3 separate regions of the Homo sapiens genome follow, and all the other regions are linked to region 1. Evidence: chromatin contacts called from ENCODE Hi-C data. All regions are on one chromosome and are shown on one strand. The core of a region is the stretch at or near the end of the contact, and the rest is flanking DNA. Distances in the headings are between cores, read along the strand shown.

Region 1 (3,051 bases), core at 186-2,685:
ACTAACATTTACTGGAAGTGTACAAGTCCAGCTTATTTTTCATAAAAAGTAAATATTCCCTCCCCCTGCCCCCCAATCTGCAGGTCAGAAAAGAGCACAGAATGTTGCTGTTAATAACGGGGCTAGAATTTACACTTATCTTTCATTCCACAGAGCTCACTTCTTTCTTAGAGCTTGCCATCACACCACACGGGGTCATTTACTTATCACCTACTCCGCGCTAGAGTACTATGCTAAGTGCGGAGGACGCAAAAATTAATGTCAAAGATAATCCTTGTTCACAGTATTCTGTCTAGCTTAAGAAGAGTTCTTAGTTGAATGAAAGCTAATTCTAACAACTTGTGTGCACTTCTTTTGAATAAAAACCATCAACTTATTTGAATTCTTAAGTTTCCTCCTAAACTCCAACATTTCAGGAGGAAGAGGTCACATTCTAGTCATCTTTGCAATCTCAAACCCAAAGGAAGCCTAACTTGGTACAGTGCATGGCACATTCAATGTCTGTTGAATACAAGTAAAGCTCATACTACCTAGTCTATTTTTCAGTATCTCTTGAGTTAATGACCTGGTTAACAAGTCAGAGTCACAGTCCCAAGGGCAACAACTTTTTAAAGGCTCCCCTAACGTACTTCAGGATCCCTGACTGAGAGTGGCTGACTATGGCAGTATATGGGCATACTAATCACTGGAGAAATAATAGCGAGAAATAACCAAGGAAAAGCACTACTCTCCAAAAACATTAAAAAAAAAAAACAACTGAACAACTAGTAAGAAAGAACGCTGGATCTGAGCACCCTGTAAGTCGCTTCCCCGTGGGCCGGGTAAAGGTTTTAAAACCCGCCGCCTCCAGGAAGACGGCCACGTGCACAAGGATTAGCTGCAAACTCCGTGCCCAGTCTGGCCGGGAGAATTGCTAAAACCGACCTACCGTTAACACCCGGGCTACTCTGAAATTAAGCAAGGCTGTAGTCAAGTAAGTAACCCAAGAAAAGGCGCACAGAGCCGCCGCCGCAGGTGTAGCCCGGGGACATCCCCTCCTACCTTGCAAACGGGGCCTGGGATCCGGTCCCTCTCTTCTTCCTCCACCTCCTCTGCTGTGGCGTGCCGCTTAGCTGGCGGCTCCGCATCTATTTCGTTTCTTTTTGGCTTCTTCGCCTGAACTGCAAAGCCTCCACGCCGTTTCCTCTTGGTTGCCGCCATCTTGCCTCGCCGCCCGCGCTCTTGGCCTCCTTTCCGGCGCTGCCGCTCGCTCCTATTTCCGATCTCTATGGTTCGGCGGCTCTAAGCGCTCAGCTCCGCGGTCGTCCTCCAGGTCTGTGCCGCCTCCTTCCGGTCTCGGTGGCGCGGCACGCGCGGCTCTCTAGGCCTCCTTCAGCTCTGTGGTGACGGTGGCCGAGGTGGAGGGCCGGTCTGAAGAGTGGCGGGACTGGCTTCACTTCCTCCGCGGTTCCTCGGAGCCGCCTCGCTCCTCTTCAGGGACTTTGCTGAGAAGGGCTCTCGGGCGTCCAGACCCCACCGCAAAGGTAGGGTTTCCGCACTCGGGGACCCCGAGACTAGTAAGCGATGCTGTCCCGCGGGCGGGCTGGTGAATGGGGTTGTCTGGGACTCTTGGAGGATTATCTGGACACTCCGGGCCCGCCCCGCCATCGCCTGTTTTGTTGGAGGCGGGGCTGGTGGCGCGGGCTGCACAAAACCGACTCCCCGCGGATTTGTAGCTCCTGTTTGGCCGGGAGATACCGTGTCAGTTGCGTGTCTTCATTCTTCACAACTTTTCACGTTATTGTCCTCTTACGGAGACGAGGAAACCGTAGCTTAGATAATTTTCCTCCAGAATTACAAAGATAGTTAAGTGACATAGGTGGGGTTCGGCCTGGTCAGCCGTGTTCAGCCTCCCAGCCCCTTTCCACCTCTCAGCGCAGGTGGAGCTCGCCGGACCTCGCCAGCACTGATGGGAGTTTTACTGTCTAATCCCTTCAGGTGTTTGGCGATCCGCCGAGAAGTTGTTGGCCCCAGGAGCATCCCTCGGGGCCGAATGCGCAGTGGACGATGCCCCTTCTGACCCAACAGATCCAAGACGAGGATGATCAGTACAGCCTTGTGGCCAGCCTTGACAACGTTAGGAATCTCTCCACTATCTTGAAAGCTATTCATTTCCGAGAACATGCCACGTGTTTCGCAACTAAAAATGGTATCAAAGTAACAGTGGAAAATGCAAAGTGTGTGCAAGCAAATGCTTTTATTCAGGTATGGAAGTAGGCGCCTTTAAGCCTGTGCCATAGATACTCTAAATGTAATTTAATGAAATCGGAAGGTTTCAGTAGACAAAATAACTTAATAGTCATAATAACTTGTCAATAGTCATAATAAATAACTTAATAAATAAATAATAGTCTTAAGTTAGAGAACAAAACGTCATTACTTGAATTTTTTTTCTCTCCCGGTAACAAATTCTTTTCCCATCTTGTTTTACAGAGATAATGGTTAGTAATGACTAAAGTTTATTAAACTAGGCTATTGGCTAGGCTACAGTCTTCTTATTGTTTAACTTATTTAATCTTAACAATAGTCCTGTAAGGTAGGTTCTGTTATTATTCCCGTTTTATATATGTGGAAACGAGGCACAATTTTAAGTGATTTGCCAACAGTCCCACAGCTGGTAAGTGGCTGAATTGGGATAAGAACGCTGAATATTTGTTTCCAGAATATATGCTCTTTTTTCCACTGCGATATGCTATTACTAAAGAGTATTTTTTTCCTTTACTGGTTGTAATAGAATTTTTGTTCTTCCAAAGTAATATTTGTGTGGTTCAGATAGGATTGCAAGTTCAACTAAGCGTTTTTTAACACGTAAGTGCACAGCATGATCTCAGGGATAGAGAGGTAAATAAGACACGGTTCTTGTCCTCATGCAGGGGCATGGTATGGTGGCTCACACCTGTATTTCCAGCTGCTCAGGAGACCGAGGCTGAAGCACGAAGATCGCTTGAGCTCAGGCATTAAAGACCAGCCTGGGTAATCATAGTGAGACCCCCGTATCAATAAAAAATCATA
Region 2 (2,941 bases), core at 213-2,712, 1.1 Mb after region 1:
CAATCCAGTATCCCTTCTGAGCAGATACTCTTTTCTATCTGGAAGGTTGTGATAACAGTTGCTTTGGCAATGACCAGAGGAGGATTTGAGATGTATCGGTGAGTGCTTTACATCCCTCCTCTGGAAAGGATTCTCTCTTTTACTAGTAAATCCTTTTAATTCAATTAGTTAATTCAACTGTTTCAATAAAGAGATTCAAATTTGACAAATAGACTCCTCTTTCCTTTTATTTTATTTTATTTTTTTGAGATGGAGTCTCGCTGTGTCACCCAGGCTGGAGTGCAGTGGCGTGATCTCGGCTCACTGCAAGCTCTGCATCCTGGGTCCATGCCATTCTCCTGCCTCAGCCTCCCGAGTAGCTGGGACTACAGGTGCCCACCACCATGCCTGGTTAATTTTTTGTATTTTTAGTAGAGATGGGGTTTCACCACGTTAGCCAGAATGATCTCGATCTCCTGACCTCGTGATCTGCCTGCCTCGGCCTCCCAAAGTGCTGGGATTACAGGCATGAGCCACTGTGTCTGGCCTCCTTTTATTTTTATTGCTAGCTTAGTCCACTGTGATTTAGGCTTAAGACTTCAGAAGAGTACTCTGTCATGCGCAAGCACTGGACTTGGAGTTGGGAGACCTGAAGTTTATGCCTGAATGCTCCCATCTAGCCAGAAGCTCTAAGAGAAGTTTCTTAACACTCAAGATTCCAGCTTCTTTTTCTGGGAAATGAAGGCTAATTCCTAAGATCTTATAGAACTCAGGAACTCTGACCAAAGCATATCACCTCATGGGGTGATACGTGCAAAATTAGGTATATAGTTGTTTGTTTTATTGGTGGGTGACCTTAGACAAGACTTCGCCTCTTTAGATCTATTACTTTGGGTGAACTGGATCCTTGCAGCCCAGGGACCAGCAGGATGGGAAAAAACTCTCTCTTTGACCTTTGAATCTGAAAAACTAAACAGTCAAAAAATATGAAGGTGAGAAATAATATCCTAGCCCAGGTCATCCAGAGTAGATATTTACACTGTAACATTTTCTGTGCTGTGGACATGGATGGTGGCAGCATGATGCTGGTATCAGACTGTTCCTGTGAGGAAAAGGCTGCTGCAATGAGAGAGGCCTATGGTGTCGAGAGCCTGTTGGGCTTTCCAGGTAGGCAGATTTCAGTCATTAGCTCTGTAACTTTGGGCATGTTAGCTCTGAGATTGTAAAAGGGGCTGACAGCACCTGTTTTGGTTGGGAGGATGGGTGTGTAGCACTTAGCATAGTGCCACACCAAGAACTCTCTTGTGAAAGGGAACAAGAAGGCCTCCCAGAGGTCGCCGTGGCCAGCTTCCCCTGAGGTCTGATTAATCCTCTCTTTTAGTGAAACTTTCTGCTGAGTCATTGTGTCTGAAACCCAGAGGCATGTGAGACCATGCCACATCCTGGGTCAGGAAGTCCCCTTTCACCTGCTTAACCGATGTGCAGGTGACGGACCATTAGACGCTCGTGGTAAGGGTGGGTCACAGTCTGGTGGTGAGATCTGCTCCGTACAGACGATATGGTAAGAACAGATCATCTATTGAGAGTGAAAATCTCCGTGAGAGGAATCTAGGCTTTTCCCCCTTCGTTTTATAATACGTTTAGCAGGTAATAAGTTCACATGCTACAAAACTTAAAAGATAAAAAGGATTTACACTATAAAATACATCTCCCACCTGCCTCTGCTACTAGTATAGTGTGTGTATATATTATATACACATGCTATCTATATGTAGGTAATACATATATAATATGCTATGCAATACATATATATATTGATACAATGTATATTGCTATGCAATACATATATATTGATACAATGTATATATTGCTATGCAATACATATATAGATACTATATATTGCTATGCAATACATATATAGATACTATATATTGCTATGCAATACATATATAGATACTATATATTGCTATGCAATACATATATAGATACCATATATTGCTGTGCAATACATATATAGATACTATATATTGCTATGCAATACATATATATTGCTATGCAATACATATATATTGCTATGCAATACATATGTGTATTGCTATGCAATACACATGTGTATTGCTATGCAGTACATATATGTATATATTGCTATGCAATACATATATATATATTGCTATGCAATACATATATATATATTGCTGTGCAATACATATATATATATTGCTGTGCAATACATATATATATTGCTATTCAATACATATATATATTGCTGTGCAATACATATATATATATTGCTGTGCAATACATATATATATTGCTATTCAATACATATATATATTGCTATTCAATACATATATATATAGCTATGCAATACATATATATATATTGCTATGCAATACATATATATATTGCTATGCAATACATATATATATATTGCTATGCAATACATATATATATATTGCTATGCAATACATATATATATATTGCTATGCAATACATATATATATTGCTATGCAATACATATATATATTGCTATGCAATACATATATATATATTGCTATGCAATACATATATATATTGCTATGCAATACATATATATATTGCTATGCAATACATATATATATATTGCTATGCAATACATATATATATATTGCTATGCAATACATATATATATATTGCTATGCAATACATATATATATATTGCTATGCAATACATATATATAGATGTCTCTTCTCAACAGCTTAGATGAAAACACCACGATATATATATATCATGTGTGTGTATAATATATACACATTAAAGCTACTTAGGTGATTCTGGTGCAGCCAGGTTTGTAAGCTAATAATCTACGTTCTAGATTCATATTTTCTCTTCTGCTTCTCCAAGGCCTGCCCTCCCACTTCTCTTTTTCAGTGCTAATACTTGCAATCACCCTAGGTGATAGACACTCAAAATACTTCTGCT
Region 3 (2,790 bases), core at 53-2,552, 1.8 Mb before region 1:
GCTCAGATATGTACTATAGAAACCATTCTGAAGCATTTCAAAAGACATCCAGTTTCTCCTCTGTATACTGCAAAATCTTGGGCTTAGGTTCTGGCATTTAGTCTATGACAAATGATTGCTGGCAAAAGTTGAATGAAGCAGTTAAGAGTATGGGTTTGCAGTAAGATCCAGGTTCAAATTTACACCTTTCCATGTACTACCTGTGTGACTTTGGTGAAATTATCTTCTCCAGGCCTTAGGGTGAAATGTATGTGAGAATGCATGAAGCCTGCCACGTGGTTAATATTAAGAGTGATAACTCATATTATCATTGATGGAGGTGAATGAAAGAAATGGAGTAACACGCTTTTAAAACACAGTTTCCCCTCCATTATCATTTCAACCACTTTAGATGAAAATATTGAGGGATACATCCACAATTTCTAGTTAATTAAAAAATATCAGGAGGTCTTAGTAGATTCTAGATTTTTCCTTCAATGAAATGAGTTGTTAAATAAAAGGCCTCCATAAGTACAGGGTCTTGTCGTTGGGCTCTATCTTATGAGCGGTGGATCTGCCTCCCAGGAAGGTAGGCAGACACCAGTGAGGCATCTGGTGCTTGGGATGCAGCGAGTGGAGCCAAGCAGAGAATGATCAGATCCGTTTGCCTGGAATTTCTGCATTTGCTGCCCCAAACATCTGGAGCCAGGCTACCCAGTGCAGATGGAAAATAGCAAAATGCAAATTCCCTGGGTTCAGCTGAGGGAAGCCAAGGCAGACAGAGTCTGAGAAGGCGGATGAAAGGTGAGCCAAAACAAAAGCCCTGGCGGGTGGTGGGGCAGCGTTTTATCTAGAGCCTACGGCCCCCGGTAAGGACAGGAGATGAGAGAAGGGACCTTAGAGCTACTTGGGCCACCTTCATGTTCGTACTCATCCCCCTCCTTAACAGCCTGAAAGGGAGCCTGCTGGGCTTACGGCAGCCTCCCTGTCCTCTTCCTGATGCCATGCCTGCTCCATTGCTTTGCTTCTTCTGGATCCTGTTTCGCCCTCTCCCTCAAGAAGGAGATCCTGAAATAGATCCTGAGTCAATGACTCAGGTGCAAGTGCTTTATTAAAGAAAGGCTCCCAGAAGAAATCTACTTGCACCCGAATCATTGACTCAGGATCTCCTTCTGGGAGAATCCAAGCCAAGACAAGACAGACAACCCAACCAACTGAGCTGCTCACAGCTTCAACTGCTACAACCCTGGAAAGGATTCTGATTGGCTAGCTAAGGGTCACATGCCCAAATGGGCCTTTGATTGGCAGCTGTTGCTTCCTTCCTACTCCCTCCCACACACCCAGGAGCTCCAGCCTGTTATGGGATGGGCATCCTACCAGGAACCAAGGATGCTAAGGTAAGCAGTCCTTGCCCTCATAGGTTTACTTATACTTAAGGGGAGAGAACCGTTAGTCAAATCACCCCACATACAGATCTTTACACACTATGAAGGACAAGCACAGGGTGCAGTCAGTGGGAGGGGCCCAGAACGGGAAGTGCCATGCTGGCTGCTGCTGTGTGGAATGGGCTGTAAAGAGAGCAAGAGTGAAAGCCACAGCAGGGGAGCTGGTCAGAGATGGCAGTGGCTTTATTAGAGTGGTGGCCCTGGAGTTGGAGACAGGTGGGAAAAACTCAAGAGCCCTCTAAGGAACCGACCCATGGCAGTCCATCGCCACCAAGTCCCTCTTACCACTCTAGGTTTAAAGAAACCCAAAAAACAAAACTACGTTGCAACTGCACTGCTACACCAGGAAACCTAAGGGGGAACAAAAGAAAACTTAGTAGTGCCCTCTAGGCTGAAGATTTGACCTATTATTTACTAACCTTTCCCTCCCTCTTCCTTATTTTCAACAAATCTCCTGCCATCCATTTTGAATTCTTCTCTAAATAGAGAAAGCTTTCTTTCTCAGCTTCATTTAAATGTCCACCATGGTATTTACCCATGTTTTCTTGATTTTTATTTCTTTTTGGGGCGGGTATCTAAAAGATAATCTGATCCCTGTTCCTGATTCTGTAGGTGACAGAGAGAAGTGGTTTTCTCATTTTTTTGTGTGTGAAATTATTCGCATATGAGGAAAAGATAGCTCAAAAATAGAAGCTCTTTCATTATCTCTCCACAATGTAGTGTGGCCCCAAGTGACTATTTTGTGGAGACACGGTAATTTGGGGTGGCTAAATCATTACCCCGAGGTGTGTCAGATGCTGCCAAGACCTCCTTCATTCATGTGGCCAAGACTGTGGGCTTCCTGGCTGGGGAGGCAGAGGCCCTGCTCTTCTGCTGCTAACCTTGGGGTCAGCGAGCCCTGATCCACACTTCCTCTGGGCAACATCAATGGGGCTGCTGAACATATTGAGCCAGACTTGTTTCCAAGAGATAGAAGGAACTAGAGCATTGGGGAAAGTCCCAAGTAACTCTAGCCCTCAGCCACCTGCTGTGGCTGAAGATGAAGTCTCTGCAGCTTCAAGAATCCAACTGGCTGGTGCACATTGTTCTCATTGGCTAGATCATTCCTCCATGTAGCACTTCACTAAACTCATTAACAAATATTTACAAATGACATTGCTTTTTGGGGTCATGTATATTTCAGTCTTCAGAATCCATCAGGCACTCAAATCCCTTGGCAGTTCTAGTTCTCTCCCCTAGACATGCCTCTGCCCCCTACTACTCAGTTCCTTTTATTTCTACCATTCGTTTTTATTTTCTATTTCATTTCTTTACTTTTTAGAGACAAGGTCTCTGTCACCCAGGTTGGAGTGCAGTGGCATGATCA

Evidence for each region. Hi-C counts contacts between places; a loop is a spot of excess contacts on that map. Pooled maps may share reads with other maps.
Region 2: a pooled map shows a loop between it and region 1 (9-fold over the local background). The contact joins the enhancer-like site here to the promoter of RAD1 in region 1. A Hi-C loop is called at or near these places in 6 of 37 single-sample maps with no recorded cell type and 10 of 50 pooled maps.
Region 3: a loop to region 1 is called in a map with no recorded cell type, with 8 times the contacts of the local background. The contact joins the promoter of SLC1A3-AS1 here to the promoter of RAD1 in region 1. A Hi-C loop is called at or near these places in 5 of 37 single-sample maps with no recorded cell type and 6 of 50 pooled maps.

The regions. Positions count from the first base shown.
Region 1 is chr5:34,913,888-34,916,938 of GRCh38, reverse strand. RAD1 (RAD1 checkpoint DNA exonuclease) reads left to right here and starts at 1,435. Exons shown (of 6, transcript NM_002853.4): 1 at 1,435-1,523; 2 at 1,978-2,244. The coding sequence starts at 2,047. BRIX1 (biogenesis of ribosomes BRX1) reads right to left here and starts at 1,228. Exons shown (of 10, transcript NM_018321.4): 1 at 1,042-1,228. The coding sequence starts at 1,200. It also overlaps a transcript of TTC23L not described here. RefSeq lists enhancers at 640-1,245, 820-1,719, 1,740-1,799, 1,246-1,851.
Region 2 is chr5:33,848,717-33,851,657 of GRCh38, reverse strand. All of the region lies in intron 2 of ADAMTS12 (ADAM metallopeptidase with thrombospondin type 1 motif 12), which reads left to right. Among named protein-coding and RNA genes, the nearest start is that of ADAMTS12, 42 kb to the left of the region's middle. RefSeq lists an enhancer at 1,255-1,756. Within about 2 kb of position 1,462, at least 4 of the 41 ENCODE cell types and tissues checked have a DNase peak (open chromatin) inside an H3K27ac peak, as active enhancers do.
Region 3 is chr5:36,723,700-36,726,489 of GRCh38, reverse strand. SLC1A3-AS1 (SLC1A3 antisense RNA 1) reads left to right here and starts at 1,302. Exons shown (of 2, transcript XR_007058736.1): 1 at 1,302-1,376. RefSeq lists enhancers at 2,305-2,574, 2,615-2,664, 2,675-2,724.